Linked DNA regions of Homo sapiens: region 2 is linked to region 1. A link is a loop called in an ENCODE intact Hi-C map of the cell type or tissue named here. Cell type or tissue: endothelial cell of umbilical vein. All regions are shown on one strand. Each heading gives the region's core, and the rest is flanking DNA. Links, peaks and the distances in the headings are about the cores only.

What was found. Peaks named below come from ENCODE experiments on the same cell type or tissue, not always from the same donor. Only the 100,000 strongest peaks of a DNase experiment are listed, where the experiment ranks them.
Region 2: a loop joins it to region 1, with 9 times the contacts of the local background. A loop is called at or near these places in 28 of 110 quality-filtered maps.

Annotation. Positions count from the first base shown.
Region 1 is chr3:172,805,093-172,812,939 of GRCh38, forward strand. ECT2 (epithelial cell transforming 2) reads left to right here. Exons shown (of 25, transcript NM_001258315.2): 21 at 639-777; 22 at 2,678-2,832. Among named protein-coding and RNA genes, the nearest start is that of ECT2, 58 kb to the left of the region's middle. In endothelial cell of umbilical vein, for the core only: no CTCF peak of the experiment used is centred there; a DNase peak (open chromatin) is centred at 4,279.
Region 2 is chr3:173,549,712-173,557,558 of GRCh38, forward strand. The region is part of intron 1 of NLGN1 (neuroligin 1); the gene reads left to right. Among named protein-coding and RNA genes, the nearest start is that of NLGN1, 160 kb to the left of the region's middle. In endothelial cell of umbilical vein, for the core only: a CTCF peak has its summit at 4,151 (motif pointing left); a DNase peak (open chromatin) is centred at 4,040.

The sequences.
Region 1 (7,847 bases), core at 2,758-5,257:
ATGGTACATTCTTAACCTGATAAAAACCTATAGCCATCATCCTATTTAATAATAAATGGTAGAAACATTCAAAATGGGTAAAATCTATGTTTTCTTAATGACAGATTATGTTATACTGAAACTAATTTGGGATTTAAGGATATATTTAACTTTTAAATGTTTTATCTGTATTTTAAGGGTTTTTTTTAAACTCTGTACTAGCATTTGTCATCAAATTAACACTTGTTATTGTTTTTCCTTTCTAAAAATTAAGCTTAAAATCATTTAATTGTTTTGCTTAGCCAACTGTTCCTCTTCTCCTGAATTCTAGGAGTTTCATTTAAGATTCTGTCATTCCTTGATCCTGTCGCTTCTCATCATGCTTCTAGTTCTTTCATACCTCTGGGACCTTTTGCAAAATATCCCTTGGCCTTTTTTCCTGACTTTTGAACTCTTCTTATATAAACATGAACATTTCTGCTATACAATTACATGTTTGACTTTTGTTACATAGTAACTCTGCTTATAACAACTTTGTAACGAATAATAACTAAATAAGTTATATATAGATTTATGTGATTAGTGCTATTTTATTTTTTAAGTATTTGGTCCTTTTTCTTCATTTTATTGACTGATACTTTTTTATTTTCTATAATCAGATAGCAAGAAAACGGCACAAGGTTATTGGCACTTTTAGGAGTCCTCATGGCCAAACCCGACCCCCAGCTTCTCTTAAGCATATTCACCTAATGCCTCTTTCTCAGATTAAGAAGGTATTGGACATAAGAGAGACAGAAGGTATGCCGGTCGGATACATTCTTGGTTATATAAAAATAGTTTATATTCATTGTAGGTTTAATTTACTCCATTTTGGCTTTTTTAAATTGGTAAATTATCTTTAAATATAGTTGGTCAGACTGCTAAAGTAATTGTTCTTGCACCTCTATCCCATCTCCATCTCTAGGAACAGAACTGACTTTTTGTTTTCTCAAATGAAAGTACTATCTCAACCTATAGGATACCCTCATCTGTTAAAGGTCAAAGAGCTTTTAAATGGCTATGTATTAAAATAGCACCCTAGCCTAGCCTATTGCCACACCAAAATTTATTTTTTTGGTTCCTTCAGAATACAAAATAACCAGTCTGTTACCTGCACCCCTCATCTTAACACTTTCACTGTTGGCCAACAGTTGCATTTTTAGGGCTATGTTTAAGGTACGGGTCAGGAATAGATGTGGGTGCAATAAATAAACTCAGAGTAACTGGTAGACTTGATATGGAGTCATATGTGTATTAAGGAATGTTTTACTCTAAACTTTGGTAGTGTTACAGAGCAGGTTCTCTGAAGGCCTGAAATTGCTGAAAATTTATACCTACCTACAACAGTGTCATCTGTTTAATTGACACCCAGTGGTGTATGTGCATGGCCATATTTTGGATGTTAGGCATATGTTTTTACAATATTTAGCTCTTTCCATTACTGATTCCTCTAATAATGAAAGGTTTCAGTTTGTGAGAAATTATTCTTTTTTTTTTTTTTTTCCTTTATAAGAAATGATTCTTTCTTTGTTTTTTGTGGGTTTTTTTTTTTTTTTTTTTGAGATGACGTCTTAGTCTGTCACCCAAGCTGGAGTGCAGTGGCGCAAACTTGGTTCACTGCAGCTCCCGCCAGGATTCTCCTGCCTCAGCCTCCTGAGTAGCTGGGATTACAGGCGTGTGTTGTCATGCCTGGCTAATTTTTTTGTATTTTTAGTAGAGACGGGGTTTCACCATGTTGGCCGGGCTGGTCTTGAACTCCTGACCTCAAGTGATCCACCCACTTCGGCCTCCCAAAGTGCTGGGATTACAGGTATGAGCCACTGCACCCCGCCAAGAAATGATTCTTAAAGAAAACTTGAACAGCAACTTCCTGCTCTTTTCACTTAGTTGACAAATTCTGGATTTATTAAAGGTTACATAGTATAGTTGTCCCTTGGTATCCACGGGGGACGGTTCCTGGACCTCCCTTGGTTACCAAAATCTGGGATGCTCAAGTCCTGGATGTAAAATTGCATAGTGTTTGCATGTAACCTATACACATCTTCCTATGTACTGTAAGTCATTTCTAGGTTACTTATAGTACCTACACAGTGTAAATGCTGTGTAAACAGTTGTTATACTATATTGTTTAGGGAATGATGACAAGAATAAAAAGTCTGTACATTTTCAATACAGATACAATCTGTTTTCTACTGTTTTTTTCTACTATTTTCGGTCAGCAGTTGATTGAATCCACAGATGCAGACCCACAGATACGGAAGGCTGACTATATATTTGTTTTAAAAATCTTCATTTTTGGATTTTAATTATGGCAGACTTTGTTTAAAATAGGTTGTATTTTAGCATCTTGATCGTGCAACTTTTGTAACACTTAATATTTTTATCATAGAAAATATTAAATGACATGGATAATACTGTTTACTTAATGTCATTAACTTATCATCATCATTAGTTCCTTACGTGGTATACTATATTGTGTTTTCAGTACTTCAACTTAATATGGTGATGTTCTTTGTCTTATTAAAAATAGGACAAGGAAAGTGGAGAAGTGATAGTTCATTTCATTGGAATTTCATTGCTCTGAGGGAACTAAACTTGCATACATCTGTCATTTTCCAAGGAGTGACACTTAATGTTTATGGTTATTCTGGAACCCTAGATTGCCATAATGCTTTTGCCTTGCTTGTGAGGCCACCAACAGAGCAGGCAAATGTGCTACTCAGTTTCCAGATGACATCAGATGAACTTCCAAAAGAAAACTGGCTAAAGATGCTGTGTCGACATGTAGCTAACACCATTTGTAAAGCAGATGCTGTAAGTTCTTAAAACAGTATTATAATGAAAGTTTAAATTTCATGACAGTGCATTCAGACTAAACCTGTACATTTTTAATGACTTGTTTATTATGAATGGAGAGTTTTAGTTTTGTGTATATTAAAAAAACTGATGTAATAAGTTGTTTTAGAAAATATTTTATATAGTGTAGGTACACAAAATATTATTTGAGTTCTTGGCTTACATAAGGTAGGCCCTCATAGTCTTATAGCCCCTGTGGCTCTGATTCAGTGAAGATTTTGGGACTTCTTGTAATGTACCCTGTGATTTTTCATTGATACTCTTAGACATGGCTAAAAATTAGAGAGTATTTAGAGATGGGGTTTCACTGTGTTGCCCAGGCTGGTCTTGAACTCTTGAGCTCAGGCAGTCTGCCCACCTTGGCCTCCCAAAATGCTAGGATTACAGGCGTGAGCCACCGTGCCTGGCCAAAAAAAAAAAAAAATCTTATTGAAAGCAAGTTGAAAATGAAAGTTGCCAATCTATTTTTCTCATGTGAACCTCTTAAAAATGAAATGCTATCATAAATATATAATTATCATTATACTATACAGATTAAAGTGAAAATAGATGAGAGAATCAAAATAGGGAAGTTAAATGACTTGCCTGAAATCAGGTATCCCTGGATGAAATCCAGGTCCCTAAAAGATAATTTGATTTCTTCCTCTCTATATATGAGAGAGACACATGTGATAGACAGATATAGACCTCTTACTCTTTGCACAAATGACATAGATTGAAGAGAATATATGGATATAATAGATGACCCTTTTCGGTACAATGGTACTGTAACTGAGATTGCATTGGGTGTTTCTGTGGGAATGAAACATGTAATTACAGTTAAGTGTGAAACCTTGGAAGACATTTAGGTTTAATGTGGTTTATAAAGTAAGTATTCATTGATGAAAACCTCCTTCCAAAGTATTTAGAACAATAATCAGACTTTTTGTTTGTGTGTGTGTGTGTTTAGATTTCTATGGACCAATAATATGTTCTTATAAATAAAAAATTGTTGCACAAAAGATTCAGAGAGGGAAATACAATGCTAACAAATACAATAGAATGCTAGCTAGAAAAATGATGGAGACCACTTTTGTTATAAATCTTTCAAAACTGCTCATTGTAAGGTTTTTTTTTGTAGGTATCCATCCACTTTTTCTAGGTATCCATATATAAAATGGTTTTATCTGTAGAAGTTCCTTAATGCAGAAATTACTCCTGCTCTTATCAGAATGTCAGACTAGATAGTTTATAGAGTCCTTTCCAAACTTATAACCCTAATACTGAAATGAAACATTAACAGAAAATTTTTCTTATAATCTATTGAATTACTAGCCACATGATGGCTAATAGTACTAGAACTGAAATATAATAACATATGGAAGAAATTCATAAGTAAAATTAGCCACAAGATGGCAGCAAACGTTTAACTATGTTCTGACTTATCCTTACACTACAAAATTCTTTCAATCTATTGAAATTTTGTTCTTAAGAAATACGTTTGTAAATTCAGGTACTCGGTGACTTTGGTTGAGCCCTTTCCTGCGTTTAAAGTTCTACATATAGTAAATGTTTATAAAGCCCTGAGAATTTTTCCTGTGAAGATAATGTGTGTGTATATCTACACACACACACACACACACACACACACACGCACACACACACGTGAAAGATGTAAAAAGATATAAAAATCTCTGATTCTTTGAATTAGTAATTTTTGTTTTTGGTACCCTGTATATATATAATTTTTTGGTACCCTAAGTAACCTGAGCTTTCTTAATTAAAAGAGTAAAATAAGCACAACTAATAAGCACAACTATTTTATTCTATACTATTTCATTTGTCGTGTCCGCTCATTAATGATGTAAGAGTTAAAATTATCAGGCTGAAAGAAAAGTTAATCTGATACCATTAAGTTTGAACCTAAGGCCAAGAGCATGACTGACTGATTCTTGGTCGAAGCATCTTAATCGACTTTCTCCCCATGGATGTCATGTCCCATATTTTGTTATTTCAGAATCTAAGGATTAAAGTTTAAATCTATTGAAGATCTTATGTCTCAGAATCCTTATGTATGTATTTTTGGTCTCTTGCCAACATGTAACCTTTAATTGCATGGTCTGTACTCTAACATTCATATATTGCCTAAGATAAGCTGGTAGCTTTGTGGAGGCCATTATGATTTCTGACCTCTAATGTCAGAAGTATAATTTTATTAATAAGTAAATTTAAGCAACGATAACCTTTCCCGAAGTTTGGTTAGTTTAAAAGTAACTTGATAATTAAATGCCATGTGCTACAATTTAGTACTTTTGCCGCTACCTTTATATTTCTTTTGAAATTTTTCAAAACTTTTCAAAACTTATCCTACAATGGTTAAATAAATCACCATTGGCTACTTAAGAGTTGCAATCTTCATTCTGAGTTTTTAAACTTGTAAGTAGAATTTCTAACTGCATGAGAAATAGACCAACGATTGGACATATATTAAAAGTTTGTGCTTGTATGCCAATAATATTTATAATGAAGTTAGTATGATTTGTATTTAAAACTATAATTATTCTTCCATTTATTAGGCATACCTAGTAAGTTGTTAGTATAAATGTCTGTTATTGATACCACTTTAATTTGGCCAAATCAGAAGCTCTAAGTTATAGAGTTTGAGGAAAACACTGAGGCACAGGCTAAAGGGAGGGGACACGTGATAGTAGATAGGATCTGGGGGTTTGAAGACTAGGGTAAGAGGAGAGCTTAGGGAAAGGGGAGAAGTGTCTCATAACTCACGAGTAAACAGGTTAATTGGCTTAAGATGTCAAATGCTAGAAAATTTCCTGGGAATTAACACCCATGAATAGGATTTCAAAATCTATAGCTGAGGCTCAGTTTCTCCTGAAATTAATATTATATATCTCAGTGGGAAAGATTGACTACTACTTTTTAATCTTGAACTCAGCAGGTCTGTCTTCAGGTACATGTGAATTTGGAGTTGATTGAAAAACTCCTGCCCTTCCAAAGCTTCTTTAATGCTTGACATACTTTGAATAAGTCAGAAAATGTTTTTGGAATTATAGTAAGTATCTATTAAAAATGTGTGTTCTCAAGTCCAGCAGAACTTAAAAGTAAATAAAAATAAAAATGAGTTTTGGCTAATCTATCAATTTTACTTTTATTTTATTTTATTTTTTCGTCCTTGTCCTGGTACATATTATATTTTAGAAATTTAGGGAAATAGACTAAAAAGCAGAAAGTTTTTTGTCTTCGTTGTTTGTTTTTAAAGAGAGAATGAGAATTATTGAGAAAGAATGAATAACAAATAAACCTAGGACTACTGAAGATAAGTTTCCCCGACTTTGCACTTTTGCCTGTGATTTACCCTATCTACCTTCCTCTGTGCGGAGAGCACTAAAGGAAGTACTTCATATTTGTATCTTAGCAAAAATAATATATTTTATTATATTCTTAGCCACTAGTGAACTAGCAATATGTTCACCCTTTCAGTCATTCTGAACTCAGAATCTTCTAGAAAGGTAAAAAATCTTGTATCTATCTTTCCCTCCCCTAAGTCAGAAGCAGTTTGTTAGTTCATTGAGAGAAAGCATGAAGCCCCTGGTTCCATTTTTAGTTCATTGATGGTTATTAATACTTAGTCATAGTTAAGATAACAATAGAAAAAAATGAGAAGCTCCTTTATTAGCATTTGCTAAGGATTTAAATTTCAGGGGCCTTCATTAAAAGAGCATTTCAGCAAAATTAAACACACTTGGAGTTTAGTTTCATTACATATAAAAATGGATACATTTTACATCAAAGAGTAACTTACCAATGTTTAGTTTAATAGTCATGCTATGATTTTTACTGTCTATTAAATTGAAGGATAATATTTGCACATAAGAAAAAAGATCAAATATACAACAGTATACTGCAGTAAAATATGTCTCATACCCCTGTCTGGCTAATCTGTCTTTCTAGGGGTATGACTTTTGATACTTTCTAGAAATATAAGCATAGACATATGTACATTCTTCAAAAATGTATTTCTTTTTTTTTTTTTTTTGGGAGACAAAGTCTTGCTTCTGTTACGCAGGCTGGAGTGCAGTGGCACAATCTTGGCTCACTACAACCTCTACCTCTGGGTTCAAGTGATTCTCGTGCCTCAGCCTCTTGAGTAGCTGGGATTGCAGACGTGCACGACCATGCCCGGCTAATTTTTGTATTTTTAGTAGAGACGGGGTTTCACCGTGTTGGCCAGCCACGCTGGTCTTGAATTTGTGGCTTCAAGTGATCTGCCCCCCTGGGGGCCTATCACAGTGCTGGGATTACAGGTGTGAGCCACCATGTCTGGCCAAAAATGTATTTATTAGATTTATTCCTAAGTAATTTTCTCTTTAGAATGCAGTCATAAATGGATATTTTACCTGTTTCTAAGCTGTTTTGTAAATAGGTGACTCTTTGGTATATGTGTGTTATTTTGTAATCAGTCACAGTTAATAAATTATCACTGTTTTTAATTATTTTCCAGCTAATTTTACTGGATCTTTCAGCTTTCAGTTGAAAAAAAAAGTCATAAGTTTACCAATTGAAAGGAGCATTGATAAGTTACTTTATAGTTTAAAAATAAAACATAACAGAAGAATATACTTTTGATTTTTAATTCATTTTATTTATAATGACATAATTGTACATGTTTTGGGGTAAAGTGTTATGTTTTGTTGCATGTATACATCGTATAATGACCAAATCAGGGTAATTACCATATCACTGTTTTCTTTAAGGAAAATATATTTAAATGTCAAAACATTCTTTTCTGAATTTGCCTCTATATCTTATGGACATAAGAAATTCTATCAAATAGTAGGTTTTTAGTATATATCTGTTGATTGAATGAGATAAAAATTGAAATAAAAATGGAATGAAATCAAAGCACAATTAAGTTCATAAAAGTAAGGATACAACTGAGCTTATCCATATATACAGTAGTATAGGAAATGTGATCC
Region 2 (7,847 bases), core at 2,613-5,112, 740 kb after region 1:
CGGAAGATGACTATGCATATTTCTGAACCAAATTTAGATAGCTGACAACATTAACCCTTAGGATTTGAAGGACAAGCCAATCCTGTATAAGCTATTTAGGATTTCTTCTACGTACAAGTCATCCAACATTGCTCACTCTATTATGGAAGTCAGTCACTAAGTCTCTCCTAAAAGCTAACCTTTTCCAGTGAACCATTATTGGTGACATAACCTTATCTTCTACTTCAGTGATGAATTCCACAGGTCACTGGCATAAGATGGTTTTCAAAATGTAGAAGATGACGAGGAGATTATGAGGATCTAGGTCAACTGAGTTAAACTCTGAAAGCTGTAAAAGTGTCATGAATCCTGTTGTTGGTTCAGTCAAGGCTTGATTTTTAATATCTCAATTGAAGGTCTTCATGCTGCCTACATGCCATACAATATGGCAGCTTGTTCTAAATTTTTCTTTAGCAATCTTAAAGACTTTTTTCAAGGGACATGTGAACGCCAATTATATTTAGATAATTAAAATGAATAAAATTTTGTTTATAATATATGCAGAGAGATAGAACAAAAATCAGCTATAATATTATCCTCTTCTCTTGATTAGATAATGGGATAAAATATATGTCATGTTTTGATGAATAGCGTGTTTCGGCACACATGCATGTTGTCAAGGAAGGATCATCTGCTGTTATTATATCCTCCACCAATCTTCACAAAGAACTCAAGTTCAAGAAGAGCAGGAAGGTAAAGGAAATAACCCACATGAATTCATCAATAAGAATTATGTTAGCTATTTATCTTACATTTCCCTTTAACACATAGGAGCTCTGATATGGCCATTTGATAATAAGTATATTTCCTAAGACTGCTGAAAAAAATAGCATTTGCTAAATACTTGGAAAATGCATAATGTTTACAAACCACATTTGTAACCTGCAATGTCTTTTTGAGACCATTAGACAGCTACTTACTGAAGTTAATTTTACTAAACCTGCAATGTCTTTTTGAGACCATTAGACAACTACTTACTGAAGTTAATTTTACTAACACAGGCGTTAATGGTACACTAGTGTCTTAAACAGCAGAATGCAAACTAGGGTACTATTCAGAAACATTATAGACATTGAATGGCTGTGATTCATTAAAATATATATTATAACCTATTCACTTTTCGCTACATTGTATAAGGGATACATTTTTATTTAAATATTCTTCCGATTTTTCTCCCTATACACTTGAGAGCTTCCGATTTTTCTCCCTATACACATGACAGCTTGTCTCCTCTCATCTCAAATATTTTTACAAATCTAAGCAGATTTCTGCCTTTACTGCATTATCACCTTATTTGAGAAAGCTCATTCTGGTTCTTCTAATCACTTCTAATCTTGTCTCACCTTCATTGATAACTTTAACGGTGGAGAAGTCACAGATTAAGTTGGACTGGAGTTGTGGAAATAAGGTGAGGTGATTTGTCACAGAAATTAGAGGAATCTTAGTGATAAATAGTGTAATTTTCAGGATCTTGCTAAAAGTTTTTCCAAATAACAAGCAAAAATAGAGTTGAAATTAAAGGTCATCATATTTTAGAAAACAAACCACAAAACTAAAGCAGCTCGATGTGTAAGCTACAGGCAGAAGCTAATATCTGTATTATGGATTCTGCTAATATCTGTATTATGGATTCATTAAATTGCTTGTATACTCTTTACCACTTAGTTAATATGTGAGCTTTAAATAGCTTAAAAGCTGGAGCAATTGTTTCATGTTTTTTAAATATTGTGTTTGACATCAATTCTTGTTAATGATCTCTGAGCCTAAGAAGGCTTATATTTATGCCCAGAGGATAGTTCACATTTAAAAAAATCATTTTTTCTTTTACATGTACTCCGAACGTACTATGATGGAATCCTTTAATTTTAAGGATTATTATAATTACTTGCTTCAAGAGAAAACTTTTTATGGAGTAATGTGAAATTTCTTTCAAAGGCAGGCAGGGTTGCATTGTGATCTTGGTACCGAAATCATCCGGCTCCATATTCCAGGTTACCCATTTACTACTCATGTGACCCCCACACAAGCTACTTCACATCTCTGAACTTACGTTTTTTCACTCATATAATGGTAACTATTGTACCTACTTCTTCAGAATTCTGTAAGCCTGGCTGACACCAAAACTTTACATGAGGTGGACACTCAAAAATAGTTGTAGTGGCTGCTATTTGGCTCCTAGGCACCTATTAGTAAATAGTAGGAAACTAAGTAAAACAAATATATCAAAAGTGATAGAAAATACTCTTTGTAAGCCATTCAGGAGCTGGCTACTGTTAAGAAATGAATGATCTCCTCCTTTGAGAAGAGAAAATTACTTCCTCCATATTGAAATAGACTTATTGCAGAATAGTCATACTATCACACATGAGAAAATTTCTGCAGTATGTGAGCCTAATCCCCTGGAGGAGAAATTTATTTTCACCCTCATGAAAATGTGGAGAAATCTTTTTGATGGCTATAGTAAGAGCTGACCACTGGGGAGGAGAGAAAGTCAGCCTATGGAAATCACTCTCAACAGGTCAGAAGAAGTCATTGTGGTTTTAATTACAGGACAAGTTTTGAGCAATTATTGACCTTTAACTATGCAGAAATAATTTGAGAGAGTTTTTTTTTTCTCAAAGGATCTATGCATCAGATAATAATTGTTAGCAGTGGAGACCTAATATGAGTGCCTCTAATTTTTCCTACAAATTTGAGGTTGTTGCATTAAGTGGCATTGTTGCAGGACTTTTCCCTAGGTTAGCTGAAAAAGGAGTCCTTGATCCACAGCCACAAAACTTGAGGCTTGCAGACGATTTGAAGGGTGAGAATAATGGGATTTATTGGGCAAAAAGGAAAAAGGGGGTAACAAGGACTCTCCACAAGGCCAGAGTTCTTGCTAGTAGTCTTCCCACCTCACAGATTGAATTCCACGTTTCACACAGGAAGAGGAGGAGCCAGGCTCCTCCTGCCTGCAAACGGCATGAACTTCCTGAGTCTCTAGCTGGGCACGCAGGCCAGTTGCAGTTTTGCCAGGGAGCCCTTCCCACCTGGCTGTCTCAGCATCATTTGTTTATACATGTGTGGTACTGTTAATGTTTTGTCATACTTGTATGTTTATATAACACACAGTAGTGTGGAAAAACATGCTATATTTTTGAAACTTGAAATCTGTATGAGAAATTCTATTTAGATCCTGTTACTCAAAATATGATCCATGGATCAGAGACATAAAATCTTGCTAAAAATATGTTCTCTCTGTCCCTGGCTCAGAACTATTAAATCAAGTACTATGTTTTAGTAAAATTCTCAGGTAATTCAGTGCACATTAAAATTTACGGGGCAGTGCGTTAGATCACAAAGCTATTCCTGACTTTGGAGCTCCTTATGCCTCCAAATTGTAAATACTTGGAGGATTCGCCTTGAAAATCCAAATTCCCAAACTATGGGATCACCATAGTTAACTAGTACCTTAAGAAATAAATCTGGATAAAAAGATAACTAATTGCCTGTGAATAGATGCAAAAAGGAAATTATATTATTTACTAAGCCTGATCCCAAGACCTAAGGAAACATCAAGAAGAGGTTCTAAATATATGAAGGGTTGTCCACTAGAATAGGAATGGCAATTACTCTTTATAGACCCAGAGAGAATTAATTACTAGGATCAACAAATAGAATTCACAGGAAGAGAGATTTTGGTGCCAGATAATTGAACTATGTGTAAGTGCAATGCTTTTTCTCACAAATGAAATCTATTTATCTCCTTTCTTCAAGCCGAGGTTTACCCAATATCTGTCATGGGCTCTGTTGAAAGAGCCTCATAAGTAAGAGGTTTGAACTGAAAGACTACAGAAAAATGACCTCAGAGGTCACTTTGAAGTCTGAAATTCTAGGATTTGTCCAGTCAAGGAATAACAAATGCCTGTGAATAATTGAATATATGTGACAAGTGAAAAGAGAACTGTTTGAGTGAACATAAGTAGTGGTTAGGTTTAACAACTAATAAGAATAATCAGCTACACAGCCTGTGCAGATTTAAGAGGCAAATTATATGTTTAGAAAAGCCGACTAACAGAAGGGCTCTTAGCTATTTTGTGAAGACTTGGAAAGTTACTCATTGAGCCCTCTGCTGGCTGATATGCAGGGCACTGATTTTTGGATCGGAAAGGAGACTAAATTTTCCCCCTGGGAATAATAGGTGATATTCGCACATCAAAGAGAAGTAGTGAGAAAGAGCAAGGATAAGTTGATTAAGATGGCTTATGAGAACTGCAACTTGTTTGATTCTTGGACATTTATTTTTGATTATCTTTGTAATAGCAGTTGATTCAATTGCTACCATATGGTGACACCAGCAAATAATTTTAATTTTTTAATATTTGAATCCACTTTATTTTTAAAATCTATGTGGGGAATTATAATTCTATAAAGCTTCCAGATAGTATAATTAATAAAGTACTAGCAGTTTCCAAAACTAAAAATTAAAGATGATTTAGAATTACTTTAGAAGAGAAACACACCTGTATGAAGTTTCTTCATGTCTTTCTGTATGTTTAGAAGCATGTTTATTTTCAGACTAAATCTACAGTGAAGGTTAAGTTACTATCATTTCTAGAATGCAGTGGTAAGAGAGAGAATCCAGTGTATGGTAATGAAAAATACCCACTGTAGAGTATTTCCATCATCCCCAAATGAAACATATCATCATCCCCCGAAGTTCCTCCCATTGTGCATTTTTTTCTCAGTCAGTTTGTAACACCTGCACAACCCAGAAAACTACTCTTCTGATTTTAATTAATTTTGCTTCTTCTAGAACTTCAGTAGAAATGAATTGTGTTTGACTTCTCTGGATTTGAAAGATTCACCCAGGTTGAGTTTATCACCAGTTTCTTCCTTTTTATTGATGAATAGTATTCCACAATTTATCAGTTCCCATGGTGATGGACATTTAGCTTATTATCAGTTTTTGGTTCCTTTGAAAAAAGCTGCTATGAATTTTTAATTTCTCTTCCATAACCATCTAGGAGTGGAATTTCTGGTTTTTAGGGTAGATGTGTAACTACAGAAATCTCTCAAACTGTTTTTCATAATAATTTTAGGTTCATTTATTATGAAGAAGTTATATATTCTCATAAGTACTGTATGTGTGAGAGCTCAAATTGCTCCATTATCTTGCCAATATTTGGTATTTTTTGGCTTTTTTGTTTTAGCCCTTCTAGGGGATGAGAAATTGTATCTCATTGTGGTTTTTAACTTGCATTACTCCAATGACTAAAGATGTTGAACACCATTCTGTGTGCTAATTGACCATGTATATGTCTTATTTAATGAGTTATCTTTTCAAATATTTGCCCATTTTTATTGAGCTGTTTAGCTATGTATTGTTGATTTCTTAATATATTATAGAAGTAAGTTTTTATCAGATGAAGGAAATTCATTATTGTTGGTTTGTGAAATATATCTTAAAATCATGAATGGGCATAACATTTTGGAAGTATTTTTTCCTCTATCAATTGAGATGGTTGTATGACTTCTGTCCTTTAACTGGTGAATTATATTGAATGATTTTTTAATGTTAAGCCTCCTTGGACTTACTGAATAAACTTTACCAATGGAATCTTTCTTATGTGGTTCCATCCATTTGCTAATATTTTAGTAAGGACTGATGTGTCTAATCTTAGGAGAATTATTAGTTCACATTTATCTATTTTTCTTACATGTTCCTTCTCAACCTTTTTTTATTTGTTTGCTTGTTTTCTGTTTTTGAGACTAGGTCTCACTCTGTCACCCAGCCTGAAGTGCAGTGGCATGATTACGGCTCGCTATGGCCTCAAAATCCCCGGGCTCAGGTATTCCTCCTACTCAGCCTCCCAAGTAGGTGGATGTGCACCACCACATCCAGCTAATTTTTATAAATATACATATTTTTTTGTAGAGATGGGATTTTGCCATGTTGCCTAGCCTGGTCTCAAATTCCTGGGCTCAAGCAATCATCCACCTTGGCCTCTCAAAGTGCTGGGATTACAGGCGTGAGCAAATGCTCCCAGCCCCTTGTCAAGTTTTGATATCAGGATTATACATAAAATGAATTGGGAAGCGTTCTATACTCTTATGTTATCTGAAAAAATGCTTTTAAAAGATTGACATTATTTATTCCTTGAATGTTTGAAAATTCAACAATAAAGCCTCTTGGCCTATTTCAGGAAGTTTGTTTTAGGAATATTTTTAATCATTAATTCAATTTTTAAAATAGAGATGAAGCTGTTCAGGTTTTTAATTTTCTCCATCGCTTTTGATAAGCTGTGTATTAACAGTTTGTCTGCTTCATCTAACTTGTGACCTTATTCACCTAACGTCCCTACTATTTACAAATTTTATTTCTATGATCTAAAAGATTTTTTGTTGATCTTTTCTTTTTCATTCATGACATGCCTAATCTGTGTTTTCTTATTTTCCTTCATCAGTCTTCCTAATGTTTTTTGATGCTATTGATCTTTACTTAAAAGAAACTTTTGGTTTTGTTGGGTTTTTAAAGATTAATTTCTGTGTACAAGCACACATTCCTTGGCTATATATGCTCTTCTTTTTCTAACTTATTGATTCTAGCTGTCAGTTTCTCTCTAAGCACTGCTTTAGCTGCAAATCACAAATTTCAATATTGTATGCTTTTATTATCATTTAGTTAAAATATTTTCTAAATTACCTTATAATTTCCTTCTTCTTTTTCTAATTTGTTTTTAGGAGGGTGTTCTTAATTTCTAAATATATGGATGTGTTTTTATTTAAAGACTTTTATTTTTGGCTGGGTACAGTGACTTATGCCTGTAATCACAGAATTTAGGGAGGCTGAAGCAGGAGGATCATTTGAGCCTATTCAAGACCAGCTTGGGCAATATAATGAGTCCCCTTCTTATAATTTAACAATTAGTCCAGCCTGGTGCACGTGCCTGTAGTCCTAGCTACTAGGGAGGCTGAGTAGGAGGATTGCTTAAGCCTAGGATGTCAAGGTTGCCTTGAGCTATGATTGCACCACTGCACTCCAGCCTGGGTGACAGAGCGAGGACCTGTCTCAAAAAAAGGAAAAATTGCTGTTGATTTCTAAGTTAATGCTATTGTGCCTGAGAAAATATTCTTTATTATTTTAATATTTAAAGTTATTGAAACTTATTTTTTGCCCCAGATTATGGTATATCTTGATAAATGTTCCATGTGCAGTTATAATTTTTTGTGACTATATGGATATATAAATATAAATATCCATTAGGTTGATATATTTATTCAGATTTTCTGTAGGCATACTGATTTTTTTTGTCTACTCATTCTATCAGTCACTGAGAAAGTAGTGATAAATTTTCCAACCATCATTCTGGATGCATTTACTTCTCCCTGAAATAAATTTTGATGCTTATTTATTAGGTATATACATATTCAGTTGTCATGTCTTCCTGATGAATGGACCTTTTTATAATTACGAAATGTTACTTTTATCTCTGATAAAACTCTGTCTTCAAGCCTGTTTTTCTACTATCATCATAGCCACACCAGATCTCTTGTAATTAGGGTTTGTATGGCACCTGTGTTTCTATTTATTTTTAACCCATTTCTGTCTTTATATTTGAAGTGTGTCTCTTATGCACAGCGTATGACTTATCTCATTTTTTTCTCATTTTCAAATCTTATCTTTAAATTATTTACTCCACTTACATTTAATATAATTATTTATAAGATTGTGTTGAAGTCTACTTTCTTTTATTGTTTTCTCTTTGCCCTATTTAACTTTCTTGATTCTGTTTTTCTGTGCTCTTTAAATAATTGAATGTATTTAA